Regions from separate parts of the Homo sapiens genome. Here region 2 is linked to region 1. A link is a loop called in an ENCODE intact Hi-C map of the cell type or tissue named here. Cell type or tissue: PC-3. All regions are shown on one strand. Each heading gives the region's core, and the rest is flanking DNA. Links, peaks and the distances in the headings are about the cores only. Region 1 overlaps BEND6 (BEN domain containing 6). Region 2 overlaps BEND6 (BEN domain containing 6).

What was found. Hi-C counts contacts between places; a loop is a spot of excess contacts. Peaks named below come from ENCODE experiments on the same cell type or tissue, not always from the same donor. Only the 100,000 strongest peaks of a DNase experiment are listed, where the experiment ranks them.
Region 2: it touches region 1 in a loop (4-fold over the local background); 28 of 110 quality-filtered maps call a loop at or near these places.

Annotation. Positions count from the first base shown.
Region 1 is chr6:56,957,307-56,965,649 of GRCh38, forward strand. The region is part of intron 1 of BEND6 (BEN domain containing 6); the gene reads left to right. Among named protein-coding and RNA genes, the nearest start is that of BEND6, 6.4 kb to the left of the region's middle. In PC-3, for the core only: a CTCF peak has its summit at 4,028; a DNase peak (open chromatin) is centred at 2,835; H3K4me3 peaks cover 1,251 bases; H3K27ac peaks cover 1,657 bases.
Region 2 is chr6:57,016,700-57,025,042 of GRCh38, forward strand. BEND6 (BEN domain containing 6) reads left to right here. Exons shown (of 7, transcript NM_152731.3): 5 at 508-700; 6 at 1,722-1,858. The coding sequence ends at 1,849. Among named protein-coding and RNA genes, the nearest start is that of KIAA1586, 26 kb to the right of the region's middle. In PC-3, for the core only: CTCF peaks have their summits at 4,588 (motif pointing left) and 4,796; no DNase peak of the experiment used is centred there.

The sequences.
Region 1 (8,343 bases), core at 137-8,136:
CTGTTCTTTCCATCAGTTGTCTTAAAGATACTAATAATAAACAAACCAAATCCTTGAAAGAATTTAGTATTTAGTTCCATTGTTATTTTCTGATTTGTTTGTTGCTAATTTATCATTTTTTCCAAATAACAGCATACATAGTATTAATTGCTTCTGTCTGTGTGTTTATGTGGTGCCTAATGCATTGCGGAATTCAATAAATACTAAATCAGCCAAGCAGTGCTTTTTGGAAGTTAATTTAGTAGAAATTATACCTTGCCTTCCTGGTAGGTTTTTGCTTTAAAAAAAGAATAATTGACATTGTATAAAAGTCACACACAAAAAAAATTGTTAAGTTTGAGGATAGGGATGGAGGGGGAGAGCCATGGCCCAAATCTTTCATACAAAAAAATGAAAATTCATAATGGAAAAGTATGTATAATTTGTTGACTTTTTTTATGAGAGTAAGTTATCATTGTCACCCAAAAGAAGACAAAATAGTTGGGAAAGATAGCTAAGAGAGTTTGATACCACGTATGTAGAAGATGGTCCATTATATAGCCCTTCTTCCCTTTAGATTCTCAACCAAATTGGGAATAGACACAAGGAACCATAAGGAAATTAAAATATTGTGTTAACTCTATTCAAGATAAAGTCAGATTGAAGAACACAGCTTAGCCTCAAAGCCAAAATGGGGCATCTTATTCCTTTTTTCTTACTTGGCATGCTCACCCAGTCCACAGCTGAAAAATGACAGGCCTCCCCAGCATTAGGGCAGGAAGGAACCCAACCTGTTCAAATTCCGGCATAAACACCAAAGGCAAAGGGAAGCCTGACACTTTATAATCCATAAGGCGTTCAGCATGTGTGAGCAAGAGACAGGCCCATGTGTGAGAAGGGAATTTTATACATCACTCCTGCCCACTAATGGGTAGTAGGCCCTCCTGAGTTTTTCCATCACTAAGTCTTTTCATTCCCAAAAGATAGCAGTGAGTAAGGTGCTTTAAAAAGGCGGCAGAAACATCTTCCTCAGTACTTTCTTAGAGGCAGAAAGTTGTGGCACAAGTTCCTAATGTATGGATCAAGAAGAAACATCAGAAAGAAGAAAAGTTTCCACCCTAAGCTGTGTAACAACCAGTTGAGAAAAAGGGAGGAACTGAAGATAACTCAGGTTTTGAGCTAGGGTAGAGGAATAATTTGGAAGGAGAAGATAACAAACTGCATTTTAGACCCACTGAGATGGAAGCCTCAGAAGGACATCATTGTGAAAATATCCAGCAAGCCCATGGAAATGTGGAGAGGTCAGAACCAAAAACAGATAGGGAGTCATCAACATTGTAGTTGGAGTAATGGAAATAGAGGAAATGACTAAGGAATAGATGCTAAAGAGCATCCCAGAATCAGAACTTTGGAGACGGCTTCCATTTCTGGCCTGGAGGATAGCAAAGTGGTCGAAGCCAAGTAGGGAGTGTTCCAATTTAGTGGCTTTCTGGAACAGATGCACAAATGGGAGTCTAAGGAGGGCAAGGACTGAGGACTGGTGACTAGGAGACCTCCGGAAACCTTTCAGAGAACTGATTCATCATGGCAGGAGAGGCTAAAACCAGACATTAATGAGTTGAGGGGGGAATGAAGATGAGAAAGAGGAGAGGGTTGTTGTCTACAATCTTTGCAGAAATTTAACTCTAAAGGGGATGAGTAGAAAAGCAATTAAATCCTGAATAAAGGCCAATGGTGATTATTTTGTCAGGCTAGGGATATTTGAACAAGTTTCTAGGGAATTTGGGAGATGGAGCCAGAAGAGGGAGAGAAATAATTAAAGAGAAGGGAGAAGAGGACATTCTCCTGGGGATTTGTGATTTAGCAATTTTGAGTCCCCCCAACAGACTAGCTCTTTCTGGTCTCAGGTTGCTTTAGACTCTGCAGAGTGAAAATTGAGCCTGACTAGTTAGGATGGCTCCATGCCCATGGTTTCTTCCCCATCTAATCTGGCTACTAGTACTCAGACTTGAAAAATGACTTTTAGGGAAAGATAAGGAATGTCTTGGAATGTAGCCTAGGTTGTCTGTGATTATTACCAATTTATCTGGAAGTGAGTAAATTACCCAGTTGGTAATCACACAAGGACATTACATTGAAATATTACCCCTTGAAAACAAGAAGCTTAGGTAAGAATGGCTCTAGCAATAAATTATTAGAAATAAAGCATATTGATTTTGGCCTGGTAACTTCCTTGCTTCTAGGTGAAGTGTTTTACATGTGCTTGTATTAAAAGGTAAAGGAGCTATATCATCTGGAAGAACCTACTTCATCTAAAATAAATTTGGAGGTGATTTCCAGCCACCAGAACCAGGGAAACCATCATGTGGATAGATTACTATTTTCTTTTTAATATTTGAGTTTTTGAAAGGAAAATAATTGTAACTTGCAGTAATATCAAATATTATTTTCAGCAAATATTCCCTGGTAAAGGGCTTTATTTTACCGTAATAAAAACTTTTAAAATAACTTAAAACTACTGAGAAAATATTGCAAATGGAATTATTTCAGATTGTTGTTTTAACATTTTAGCTATTGTAGAGCCTAATTAGGTTTTGTTGTTCTATGGGTTACCACACTGCCGAAGCCATGATAATTCCAGGAGTATGTGAGGGGAGTTCTTTTTGGGTGTGTGAGCATTACAGACTTTTCAAAAAAGTCAGCTGAGTTTGGGAGCTTAAAAACATCAATATAATTGAATTCGTCTACTATATAATGCTTTGCAGACAGTTTTTGGAAAGTAATCATTTATTATCCACAAGCAAATAGAATTTATTTATATAGTTTCCACATTGAGTGTGGGATTAGTCATGCCACAAAATACTGAGTCATTTGGCCAGAAAATTTACTCATAGTTGTATGAACTGCCAATGGAAAATTTGAGAACTGTTCATAAATCAAATTATAAAGCTCTTAGAGTTATAAATCGCTGAGCAATATCGTTCATTATTATTCCGATGGTATAAAATATTTCCACCATTTCTAAGAATGGGCAATTTACAAAGCAAGTTTGAAAGCTGAAGATATTGCCTTCTAGATCCAAGATGAAATTTGCCATATAAGTTATAAACATTCTACATCTGAAACTTCTACACTTCTTAAGTAAAAAGATAAAAAAGTAAGGTAGGAGCTTTATTATTGCATAGCAAATGTTACAAGATGAATAAAATTTTGGTTATTATCTACAAATTAAGTTCTAGGTTGTGATGATAATAAAACTACAGCAACATTGAATAGCTAGAGTTCCCCTATTTCTTACAATAATTCTTTGTCATTTAGGACTTTTGCATTAAATATTTTGTGCTAATAGAGTTGTATGCTAATGCATCAATGCACTCATAGCCTGAAAAAATATTGTCACTAGGAGAGCAGAAGTACTAAATGTACCAAGGAGAGCAGAAAATTGTGATGAGCAACTGATGATTAGTAAAAGATGTATTAATAATATATAGTTCCAGAGATTATTGATACCTCAATGTAAGGACATCCCATGAATCTAGGAAGAGAAAGAAAAGTACATCTTTAAAATGTTTTTGTAGCCACAAATACTTTATGGAGTAAAACAGGGCAACAAACAGCAAACACACAAATTGGAATATAGTAGAGTTTATATTTCAAAGAAGAAAGCCATTAACCTAAAGCCTGTTCTTGCCAGTCCTATCTCTACTGTAGAAGTTCAAACTGGAATTCATGAGTAGGTTTCTAGAGACCTGAAATTACATGTAAAAACTTGTGTCTCATTTTGAGGACATGATCCATACCTTTCATTAGATTCTTAATGAGCTCTCCCCCAACTCCCACAATGAGAATCATCAGAATCATGCAAATCCACATAGGTACTGAGGCTTCTGAACTCGTATAAGTCATTTGATCCATCAACAATGGCAGCACCTGGGTACCCCTGAGACTGTAAGAAGTGTCTTGGGGACTATCCGTCCATGGTTAGCAAAGGAAACTTTCTGTTCTAAACTATAAAAGTTTAGATAAGTCTCCCAAGTGCAGGTGAGTGCTGCCACCCAAAGACTAAATGGAGATGATGTGCTGGGAGTTAATTTGTCCTCTAGCATCTTTAAACATATTGGGAGGGAGACAAATGAGTCACCTAAGGTAACTCCCACTGGGATGTCAGTTGTAACCCTAAGAGGAGAAAAGACTGTGTTAACAATCTAGGACCACTTCCATAGACTTCTGTTATGGAAAGAAGGGATAAATTGATTCCTAAGCTGCCTTCATGCCAATTAACTACCCAATTTATAGCTAGATGTTTGAATGGATAAGCCCATTCCAAGCCAATAGGACTAGTCCTAAAAGGTAGTCTTGGGTTCACAGTCTGCAAAAATTGCTATAGTCTTAAGGCCTAAAAGAGGGACAAAAGGAATTAGTATTAGGTTCCCAGAAACAACTCACAGACATTCTGGTAAATAAAGCCACCACTCTTCCTAAATCCTTCCCCAAGCCCACATTCAACAGTCTACTGTGGAGTCTGCAGACCTGGTAATTGGTGCCCTCAATCCCACCAGGGTGATTCTGCACTCTGGTGGGAAGACTGCCCATCCAGCTGTTCAGCTTCACCTACTCGTTGTTTCTAGCGTCCCACCAGGAGTGGAATGCTATGGTTTAAATTTTTACTTCTGCAAAAACTCATGTAGAAATTAGATTATTGTTGTGACAGTATTGGCAGGTGGGACCTTTGAGAGGTGATTAGACCATGAGGGCTCTGCCCTCATGAATGGATTAATGCTGTTACTTTAGGAGTGGATTTGTTATAAAAGAGCTAGTTCAGCCTCCTCTCTCTCTTTCTCTCTCTCATCTTCATCTTCCACCATGTGATGACACAGCAAGACAGCAAGACACTCACCAGATGCCAGCACCTTGATATTACTGCAAGCCAGTAAATTTCTGTTCATTATGAATTACTAAGCCTGTGGTATTCTGTTTTAACAGCACAAAACAGACCAAGACACCACTCTTGCCATATTTGTGGACCTCAACTCCCTCTCCACCACCATATTTCCAGGATACTAGGTCTCAATGTCACATCATCATGATCACATATTGTTACAGTATGAAGCTGGTTATTTCATTATGTGACTGTTTCACTCCAGTGGGCAAGTCCAGTTTCCTGACGTATCCCGATCTCTCAGTGTGGCTAGTTCTTTTTGCTCCAAGTTCTGTTCTGATCCTCTAGGGTTTGGTGACATAACATTCATGCATTCCACACAGAAACAGACCTTGGATCAATATGATTTCCTGGGTGCCTCAGACCCCCCTCTGGGCCTAGTGGGCACTGTTCTTTGCACACTTTCAGTCTGTGGTCATTTGTAATGAGGCAGGAATCTACTTAGAGAAGATATTGCAGGATTGTAGTTAATGTATCAGACTTCCTGGTGGTTTGCCATCTGGTGAGCTGTTAAAAGTCTAGGTCTTAGTGCCTAGATTAAGGGGCACCAACAGCACCCTGGGAGTTGATTGGTATGATCATTATTCACCTGTGCCACTTCCCCAGAAGGCATGGAATAACATGCACTGGTCATCCTCATTACTGAATGGCTACCTTGATGTGGACCACCTAGTTATCTGTAGCAACAGCTAGCACTTATTGAGTATCTACTCTCTGCTAAATGCTTTACGTGCATTTACTCATTCAATCCTCACAGCAGCCCTGAGTAGGTACTACTCTTATTCCTATTTTATGGATGGGAATTCCAGGGCTTAGAGATGTAAGGAATTGCCTAAAGACCACACACCTAACAAGCGGCATCAAAATTCTTCAGCACTTCACAAACCACACAAACCATTCCTGTTGCATGTTTTCCATTTGCACTGCCTCCCTGCTTCATTTGCACTGCAGCTCTTCCCCTAAAGGAAATCCTCTCAGTTGGAGCTTGCTGAGCAGCTACTCTTCCTCTCTTCTGACTCTCCTTAGGCTACCCCTACCCAGATTAATGAAGGCCAACCCGACACTCCAGCAGAACGTCAGATGTTTCCTTGTACACAAGAGATGCAGTCCTCTCCTTTAGCCTGTGAGGAATTTACCTAGGCCACACCTACTAATCCAGCAATTTCACAAGACTCTTTGTATTAAAAAATTATAGTTTCACCCTTACCATTTCATTGCCATGTCTCCATCATTATCGCTTGGGTAAATTTGACCCAGCATCTCCAGAAAACTGAAGAAGCTTAGCGGGGCCAAGCTGACTCCTACTTTGGTAAAACGGCTCCATGGGAGACCACCTGGCTGTCCTTTATAAAAGAGAAAGCTATAATAATTTTTTCTTTATATTTTTACAAAAGATTGAGGTTTGTCTAATATAGACTCATAGGCATCAAGGTTAATTAGCTATGTTTATTGAAGCCCTCCCCTGTCCTCAATGCTATAAACTCCCCTCCTACTCTCACATGTTTGACCTAAACTTGTATGGGGGTAATCTGGTTCAGTTTGCTTCAATTAATAATAAAATATTACTATTAATAAATTAATATAATTTATTACTATTAATAAATTAATATAATATAACTAATACAATACTAGTAGTGGTATAATAAAATACTACTATTAAATTAATGTTATAATTACAATATTAATAATATACTTCGTTATAAAATAAAATATTTTTGTAATAATATTGATATAATTATATTGTTAATTAATAATATAAATAATTATTGTTATAAAATAAGATAGTAGTAATTATATTATTACAATTAATATTATAATTAATATTAATTAATTTATATTATTATATACCTGACATATCAACTCATAATGGGGTATTTTATTATTCCCATTTCACAGATGGAGAGACAGAAGCACAGAAAGATTACATGGGTAGTAAGTATTGGAGCTAGGATTATGAATCAGACAGTTTGGCTTTAAAGCCTATGATTGTAAGTACTTATGTGACCTGCTTTGTAAGGGTTTCAGACTGGAAGACTATCTTGAAATAACTACATAGCAAAACTGTACCTCTACCAATAAAAAAGAGTATCTCACTAAGCTTTCTATCTTTTCATAGAAGGACAAGTTTAGTCTTTCCCTCTTTCTGTGAACAGGATGTACATTTGCCCAAGGTTCTGTGTCCTGCTGACTGTTCTAACAACTTCTCTACCATAAAATCAAAGACTGACAACACTGTCCCCAAATGCCATCCCTGCTAAGTCCCCTGTTCCTCTGTCTTTTTGTCTTTTTTTTTTTGAGATGGGGGCTTGCCCTGTTGCCCACGCTGGAGTGCAGTGGCCTGATCATAGCTTACTATAGCCTCCATCTCCCAGGCTCAAGCAATCCTCCTGGCATAACCTCCCAAGTAGCTGAGACTACAAGCAGGCACCACCATACCTGGCTAATTTATTTTATTTTTAGTAGACGAAGTCTCATTATGTTACTCAGGCTGGTAATTCTTGGCTTCAAGCAATCCTCCCACCTCTGTCTCCCAAGTATTGGGATTACAGGTGTGAGCCTCCTCACCTGGCCTCTTCTCAGTCTTTGACACTTCTGAACCTCGACGTTAGGTTGCATACTTTGATCTCACTCTACCCATCTATCCATCCTTGCTTTAATATAGCTTCCTGGGCCTCAGCTGGCTTAAAGAGATTCATCCCATTTCCTTGAGCTTTCTTCTTTGATCAACACTTGCATTCTCCATCCTTAACTGGTTTCTTAGTTCTGACTTGCCCTATGGCTAACCACACCCAAATATGCCAATACACTGAGAGAAGATGGCCTTTTACATTCCTTTTCATTTTGATTACGAGTTTATTGATAGCACTTTCACTCATAAATATATAATAAATGTATTTTTCTAAATGACCTTCATAGGGATAGGGAAATAACTTGATAAAATGTGTAATGTAGCTGATCATTTGTTTTTTTTAAATTTTAATGTTGCTTCAAGGTGGTAAGAAAAAATATCAGAGTAAGGAGAGAAATGATTGGTAACAGGTAAGACGGGAACTCCACTTAAGATGATTTATTAAGTAAATTATCTAAAATATGTGACTCAGCACATTAATTATATTTAGACCTTAACTTTTGATAGTATAAAATTACAAAGTTAATGGAGATAATGGTGAATGGTAACCAGTTATTTCATTAATATATGATATTAGGCCAGGCATGGTGGCTCATACCTGTAACACCAGGACTTGTGTCAAAAAACTGTTTAGAAATATTATTTAGCAAATAGATATGTTGATGTTGTTAGGAGCTAGGATTTTCAGTGAGAGAGAAAAATGCATTATAAAATCAGAGGATCTCTTGAGCCTAGAAGTTCAAGGCTGCAGTAAGCCTTGATAGCGCCGCTGCACTCCAGTCTCTGTGACAAAGCG
Region 2 (8,343 bases), core at 156-8,155, 59 kb after region 1:
CTTCCTTCTTCTGCTTTTAAGAACTCATGTGATTAAATTGGGCCCACCTAGGTAATCCAGGATAATCTCCCATCTCAAGGTACTTAACTTTAATCACATCTACAGAATTGTTTTTGCCCTGTGAGGCAACGTGTTATAGGTTTCAGGGATTAGGATGTGACCTTTCAGAGGGCCATTATTCTGCCTACTACATTTACGATGAAGCACTGAGTATGGGACTAAGCCTGAAAGGACCAAATCCAGTTTACATGACAAGAATTTGTATACACCCTATAACAAATACCTCATAAATATTGAAGAGTATCACAAAGATAACATTTAAATCTAATCCCTGACATGTAAAATATATATTAAATTAAAATGTAAAATATATATTAAAATATATATATAATATCTTACCTTAAAAAATGTTGACATTGTTTTCTTTTATGCCTTAACTCAATTAGTAACATATTTCTCCATACAGCACTTTCTTTTTCCAACTTCAACTCTTTCTTATCTTTTTAGTTCCAGATTGAAAAATGGCAGATTGCCCGTTGTAACAAGAGCAAGCCTCAGAAGTTTATTAATGATTTAATGCAAGTACTTTACACAAATGAATACATGGCCACTCACAGCCTGACAGGGGCAAAATCCTCTACTTCAAGGGACAAAGCTGTAAAACCAGCTATGAATCAGAATGAAGTCCAAGAAATCATAGGTGATAATATGATTGCGTTATATTGTCGTATGAATTTTAAATCATGTTACCACTCAAGGTCAAGATAGTCTTTCATGGTCCTTTTATTTTTTAAAGTTTATTTTTCTGGGAAAGAAAAATCTTAGGATAGTCTAAAGCTCTCATTAAATATGGGAAATTTTATAGAAAAACTTTACATTAACAATGGTTATTAAAATGAAACTAAGTTTTATATCACCAAAAGGTTTCAATTCATACAATTTATAGCTTTGGAAATGTAAATTTTCACAATCTTTTAAAGTAAAATTTCAATAACAATTTCTTCCTTGCTTTTGTTATATGTCTTATCTTTCATTCCAGAAAGATAAAGGCTAATTTGACCATCCTATTTATGGTTTTTAAATTAATGAATCTCCTTAAATATAATCTAGATTATCCAATTAATTTTTTGGCAACATCTGACAAATGTAAGGATTCTCTGAATCCTAGCTCTATATATGTCATTTCTTAACATACAACAATGTCTGTCTTCCTGAAACAAAAAACTGCTACTTCTAACAACTGCAATGAAATTCTTTCCCTTGGCTCACACATGCTGTTAGACTGACTTTAAAAGTTAGAGAACATGGCTGGGCGTGGTGGCTCATGCCTGTAATCCCAATGGTTTGGGAGGCTGAGGCAGACAGATACAGAAAAAGATCAGTCAGAGTTTAGTTGTTTCAATTAATGTTGGAAATGGATAAAAATACATTCCTAACATTTTAGAGCAAGAGGACTTAGAGTTTAAAGCAAGTAGGAGGATTAAAGTTAATCACTACCATAGGATCTCAGTTGATAATATAGACCTTCTGATATCTCTTGCTTTACTTAGAAAAACCTGCCTATATATTCATCTGTTTAAATAGCTCATGGGTGTTTGGGCTACTTTTGTAAAATGGAAAAAAAATTATAATGTAGAATACTTGATGTTTTACCTCAGTTCATACCCTAAGATGCAAAGCACTCATGAAGTTTCTCATGTGTCGCTATTGGTTTTTTACAGGAGTAACAAAACAATTATTTCCCAATACGGATGATGTTTCAATTAGGAGAATGATAGGGCAAAAGCTAAACAACTGTACCAAGAAGCCAAATTTAAGCAAAAATCTTAACTCTCAGGATATTAAATAGATCCTTTTGGTAAGTCTTTTAAATCTTCAGTCCTTTCAATGTGGCAAGAAAATGTCATAATACTTTTATTTTATTGGAATAGCATTTTCCAATCACTCTACTAGAAAATACTAGTGACCCATGAAAAGCTAATAGGTATTCCTGGTGGCAAAAGGGGAGAACTGGGAGTGGGGTTTGAATTGGAAAATGCTGGGTTCAGTTTTTCTTCCTCAGAACCTCTCAGATATTTTGATGCCCTTTTAACATGCTCATGTGCACCAGAAATCTCTAAGAAAGGGATATAGTATGTAGTGTTTTCCAAATGTGTTTTACTGAGGAAATTTTTTCACAGAATCCTGTTAACTTGGTGGGGATAGAAAGGAGCCAAAGGAAGGACACATGACAATTTAAGAAGTATTTCTCTCTAGGACAGAGGAGATTTAGACCCTTGGGAAATCTGAAGTACATCGATGAGACTGAACTTACAGCTAGCTCTAACAGTGGTCTGACAGTTGTGCAAACTATTGGCTGAAGTGTGCAGCGTTCTTCTCCACCATCCTACATGTTGCTTCGCATGGTCTTTAAATTTTTAAATTAGTTGTTATTGTTTAATAAGGATTTTTACCAAGATGCATGTCCTATACTAAGAAAAAGAATAATTTTTTAGTGAGAGTTCTAAAGTAAATAGACTTTCTAGTCAAGCCTTGACCCAGGCAAAACTGTGAAGTGGAATTTTGCCACCCACTATCCTGGCTAGCTCACTTTTACTTACCCCTCCTCTCTCTCAACTATTTTGATGGAAAATACGTGAAACCATGTGTATGACGTGTTAAAATTTTCATTGATTAATAGAGGCATGTGGGTAACACATGAGGGTAAGGCCCACCACAGATATTCCTTTTTTCTTTCCATTTTCCTTCCACTTCTATCTTTGACTTGTACTTTGCCTGTCTTCTGCCTAATACCAGCCACTTTCGAGACCATTTTACTTGACTTCATTTCTTCTGACCATGTTTTAAATGAGATGTGGAGCTGAATGTAATGCAGTAATCCCCTGCCCCAAACGCCCTACATGTTACTGACTACCACTCCCATCCTCCCCCAAGAGTCCCTTATCTATTTTGCTACACAACTAAGACCAGCTCTGCCGAGAGTCAACAATGTCTGTCTTCCTGAAACAAAAACATAAACAAATCAAAAAACTATTACTTGTAACAACTGCAGTGAAATTCTTTCCCTTGGCTCACACATACTGTTAGACTGACTTTAAAAGTTAGAGAACATGGCTGGGCATGGTGGCTCACGCCTGTAGTCCCAATGGTTTGGGAGGCTGAGACAGACAGATACTTGAGCCCAGGAGTTCGAGACCAGCCTGGCCAACATGGCAAGACCCCATCTTTATAAAATACGGAAGAAAAAAAATTAGCCCAGCGTGGTAGTGCACACCTGTAGTCCCAGTAACCCAGGAGCCTGAGGTGGGAGGATAGCGAGGTGGAGGCTACAGTGAGCTGTGATGTTGCCAGTGCACTCCAGCCTGGGGGACAGAGTGAGACCTTGTTTCCAAAAAAAGAAGTTATAAAAGATAAGGTTACCTGTATCTTTTTTCTCCAAGTGATTATAAATTTCAGTAGATTGTGACCTCACAACTTTTCAATTATTAGATAATTGCTTAAATATGCCCTTAGTACTTCCTATTTTGACATGAGGTTACCCACCCAGTTACCTTGATGTATAATGACCAAGTTCTCTATTTTTTTTTTTTTTTTTGAAACAGTGTTCTCACTTTGTTGCCCAGGCTGGTTTTGAACTCATGAGCTCAAGCAATCCTTCCACCTTGAACTCCTCAAATGTCAGAAAGCACTCCACCCAGTAACTAAGTTCCTTGTCTTTTCTTTTTTATTTTTCATTTTTGAAACGGAGTCTTGCTTTGTAGCCCAGGCTGTAGTTCAGTGGCGCGATCTCTGCTCACTACAACCTCCACCTCCTGGGTTCAAGCAATCCTCCCGCCTCAGCCTCCCGAGCAGCTGGGACTACAGGCCCGCGCCACCACACACAGCTAATTTGTGTATTTTTAGTAGAGACGGGGGTTTCACCATGTTGGCCAGGCTGGTCTCGAACTCCTGACTTCAAGTGATCTGCCCACCTCGGCCTCCCAAAGTGCTGGGATTACAGGCGTGAGCCACCGTGACCGGCAATTTCCTTTTCTAAATGGTATGTTACCAGACCTCCAAGTCAAGTGGCTATCTTTTGGGGCACACTGTTATATTTCAGAGGTCTGTAAAGCATTTTGATATCCTAAACTCTTGTTTTTTTTTTTTTTTTTTTTTAATATTTCTGACTTCCAAGGATAGGCACAAAACTCATCTCTGACTATATCAGCCAGCAGAATGTTAAAGAAGTGAAAGTTAAGAGATTTTTATATCAGTTTTGCTTGTACTTAACAATAGAAGTGTTATTAAATCTGCTAGCTATGGCATTAATTAAAATTGAAACAAGGAACAGACATTTTGCTATGAACTTTGTGCCTTTTGAACCTGAGCCTGACTTAATAGTGCCAAGTTGTTTAGACTGGAAATGCATGTATTTTGAATCAGTAATGGAGATTAGCTAGAATGGAATTTTTTAAATTTGCAAATATCTTTCATTTTAAGTATGGTTGAATTCAAATTATTGCAAAAAGGACTGAGGAAAATATGCTGGAAAAGACAGGGTCAGGTAAGACCTAATTTGGACATGCTTGATAAATTAATCAGATATAGCACCATCTAGTGGAATACTGTTATATTTTTCTGTTCTCAGTCATTTAACTCACAGGAGCCTATGGCCCTGCCCTGCCACCAAAAATATTCTTTGAAAAACTTACTTTTCTAGCATGGTCCCTGTGGTAGACCGTGCCCTCCACTCAGTCCTGAGCTCAGGTTGTCACTGGTGGCTTAGATTTAAAAGGGTAACAATTTCCCAGCTATGGCTCAGGTCTGTGAGGGTAAGGCCTAAATTCCTCCCTTTTTTTAATATATTCTTTCTTATTCCTGTGGCTGCCCTAAAGTTGCCTGTAGCTCTCACATGCAAGAGCTTGATTTTTTTCCAGCCTGTCTCCATTTTTTACTTCTTTCTTGCAGGCATTGAAGAAAAATGTATTTATAAGATTTACAGAATATTAGGCTATCACCTCTATAACATCCAACTAAGTGACCAAACTGCCTTCTCCTGAAATTTCCAAAGCGGCCTCAGGGTATATAATCTCTGGCGTAATGTTACATAACATATATTATAACTTATAGGTGATCTAATACAGTGGTGCTAAAATGGTGGGGGGCGGCGGAGAGGGAGGTGTGATTTAGCCACCTTCCTCCAACGCAGGGTATTTAGGAATGCCTGGAGATATTTTTGATTGTCAAAACTGGTGGTACTTCTGGCATCCGGTGGTCAGAGGCCAGGGATGCTGCTAAACATCGTTGTTGAATTTGGTTTGCTAGTATTTTGTTGAAGATTTTTGTATCTGGCTCATCAGTGATGCTGGCCTGTAGTTTTGTTTTTTTGTTGTGCCCTTCTCTGGTTTTGGTGTCATGGAAATACTACTTTGTAGAATGAGTTTGGAAGTATTCCCTCCTCTTCAATTTTTCTTTTTTTCTTTTTCTTTTTTTTTTTTTTTTTTGAAGAATTAGAGCAGAACTGGTATTACTGTCTCTTCAAATGTTTGTAGATTCAGGGGTAAAGCCATCAGGTACTGGGCTTTTCTTTGATGGAAGACTTTTTATTATAATTTTGATCTTGTTACTCCCTATTGATTTGTTGAAGTTTTCTATTTCTTCATGGTTCAATCTTGCTAGGTTGTATGTGTCCAGGAATTTAACCATTTCTTCTAGGTTTTCCAATTTGTTGGCAAAGAGTTTTTCATAATACTCTCTAATGAGTCTTTGTATTTGTGTGGTCTCGGTTATTATGTATCCTTTTCCATGTCTCATTTTATTTATTTGGCCTTCTCTTTGTTATTTCTTAGTCTGGCTAATGGTTTGCTGATTTTCTTTGTCTTCTAAAAACACCAGTTTTTTCTTTCATTGATCTGGTTTTTTAAATCTCCTTTTTTGTTTGTTTGTTTTTTGTTTTTTGGCTCTGATCTTTATTATCTCTTTCCTTCTACTAGGTTTAGGCTCCGTTTGTTCCTGCTTTTCTAGTTCTTTGAGGTACACCATTAGGTTGTTTATTTGAAGTCTTTCTACTTTTTTGATATAGGTGTTTATTGCTACAAACTTCCATCTCAGTACTGCTTCTGCTGTATAGTATAGATTTGGGAATGTTGTATCTCCATTTACATTTGTTTCAAGAAATTTTATACTTTTTTTCTTAATTACTTCATTGGTCATTCACGAGCTTGTTATTTAATTTCCATGTGTTTGTGCATTTTCTGAGACCCTCAGGTTATCAGTTTCTAGTGTCATTCCATGGTGGTCATAAAAAATACTTGATATGATTTCTACTGTTTTGAATTTATTGAGACTTGTTTTGTGGCCTAGATATAGCCTATTCTGGAGAACGTGCCATGTGTTAATGAAAACAATGTGTATTTTATAACAGTTGGGTGAAATATTCTGTGAATATCAGTTTGGCCTATGTGATCTATGGTGTACTTTAACTCCAGTGTTTCCTTGTCAATTTTCTGTCTGGAGGATCTGTCCATTATTGAGAGTGAGGTGTTGAAGTTCCTCAGTATTATTATATTGCAATCTGTCTCTCCCTTTAGATCTATTAATGTTTGCTTTATATACTTGGGAGCTCTTGTGTTGTGTGCATAGACATTTTAAACTATTATAGCCTCTTGCTGAAATGACTTCCTTATTATTATAAGTGACCTCCTGTGTCTCTTTTTACAGTCTTTGACTTGTACCTGTTTTACCTGATATAACTACTTCTGCTCTTTTTTGGTTCCCAGTTGCATCACGTATCTATTTCTACACCTTCACTTTCAATCGATGTGTGTCTTTATAGGTGAAGTGGCTTTCTCATAGGCAACATGGTAGTTGGGTCTTGTTTCTTTGCATTCAGCCATCCTATACCTTTTAATTGGAAAACTGAGTCCATTTACATTCAATGTTACTATTTTTCTTTGAGGCAAGGTCTTACTCTTGTCCAGGCAGTGGTGTGATCATGACTCACTGCAGCCTCAACTTCTTGGGCTCCAGCGATCTTCCTACCACAGCCTTCTGAGTAGCTAGGACTATAGGCACATGCCACCACACCTAGCTAGTAAGCTAGGATCTCACTATGTTGCCTAGGCTCAGTGTTATTATTGATCAGGACTTACTACTGCTATTTTGTAGCTTGTATATTTTCTAACTCCTCTCTTCCTTTCTTCCTTTTGTACTGTCTTCCTTTGTGGTTAAATGATTTTCTCTGGTAATATGTTGTAATTTGTTGCTTTTTATTTTTAGTGAATCTATTAAAGGTTTTTGCATTGTGGTTACTATGAAGCTTATAAAAATATACACATAAGAAGTTGTTTTTAAAAGATGACGATTTTTATTACAAAGAAGTTTTAAAAAAACTTTATAAAGGGGTTTCTTAGGTCTACGGTTTAATTGCATTCACCCCACATTTTGACTTTATGTTGTCTCATTGACATGTTTTTATATTGCCTATCTCTTAATAGGTTGCTGTAGATGTTATTGTTTTGATACATTTGTCTTTTGAGCTTTGTAGTGGTGTTATGAGTGGATTGTAAATGACAATTACAGTTTTAGATAATTTTAGGTTTGTTTGTATACTTAATTTTACCAGTGGGTTTTATACCTTCAGATGTTTTGTTCTTGCACATTAGCATTTTTGTCTTTCAGACTAAAGAGCTCTCTTTAGATTTCTTATGAGACTGTTGGTGATGAATTCTCTCAGCTTTTGTTTCTCTGGGAAAGATTTTACATATCCTTCGCATTTGAAAGATAACTCTGCTGGATACAGTATTTTTGGATGACAGTTTTTTTTTTTCCTTTGAGCCCTTTGAAAATGTTGTTTCACTCCTTTCTGGCCTGCGTGGTTTCTGTTGAGAAGTCTATTGCCAGGTGAATTTGAATTCCTTTATATGTTAGTTGCTTCTTCTCTCTGGCTCCTCTTAGAATCCTGCTTTGTCCCTGATGTTTGAGAATTTGTTACATGCTTTTGGGTAGTCTTATTTGAGTTGAATGTGTTTGGTGTTCTCTGACCTTCCTGTACCTGGATATTTAGCTCTTCCTCAAGTTTTGGGAAGTTTTCTGTTACTATTTTTTAAAAAGCACTTTCCACTCCTTGCTCTTGTGTGATTCCCTCTTGAATAATAATAAGTCTTCGATTTGGTCTTTTGAGTTAATTGTCTGTATCTTGGAGGTGACCTTCATTCCTCTCATTCTTGTTTCTTTTTGCTCCTCTGACTGTATATTTTCAAAAAGCCTGTCTTTGATTTCACAGGTTATTTTCTCCACTTAATCCATTCTGCTGTTGAGAGCCTCTAATGAATTTTTCAGTTCAGCAAATGTATTTCTCAATTC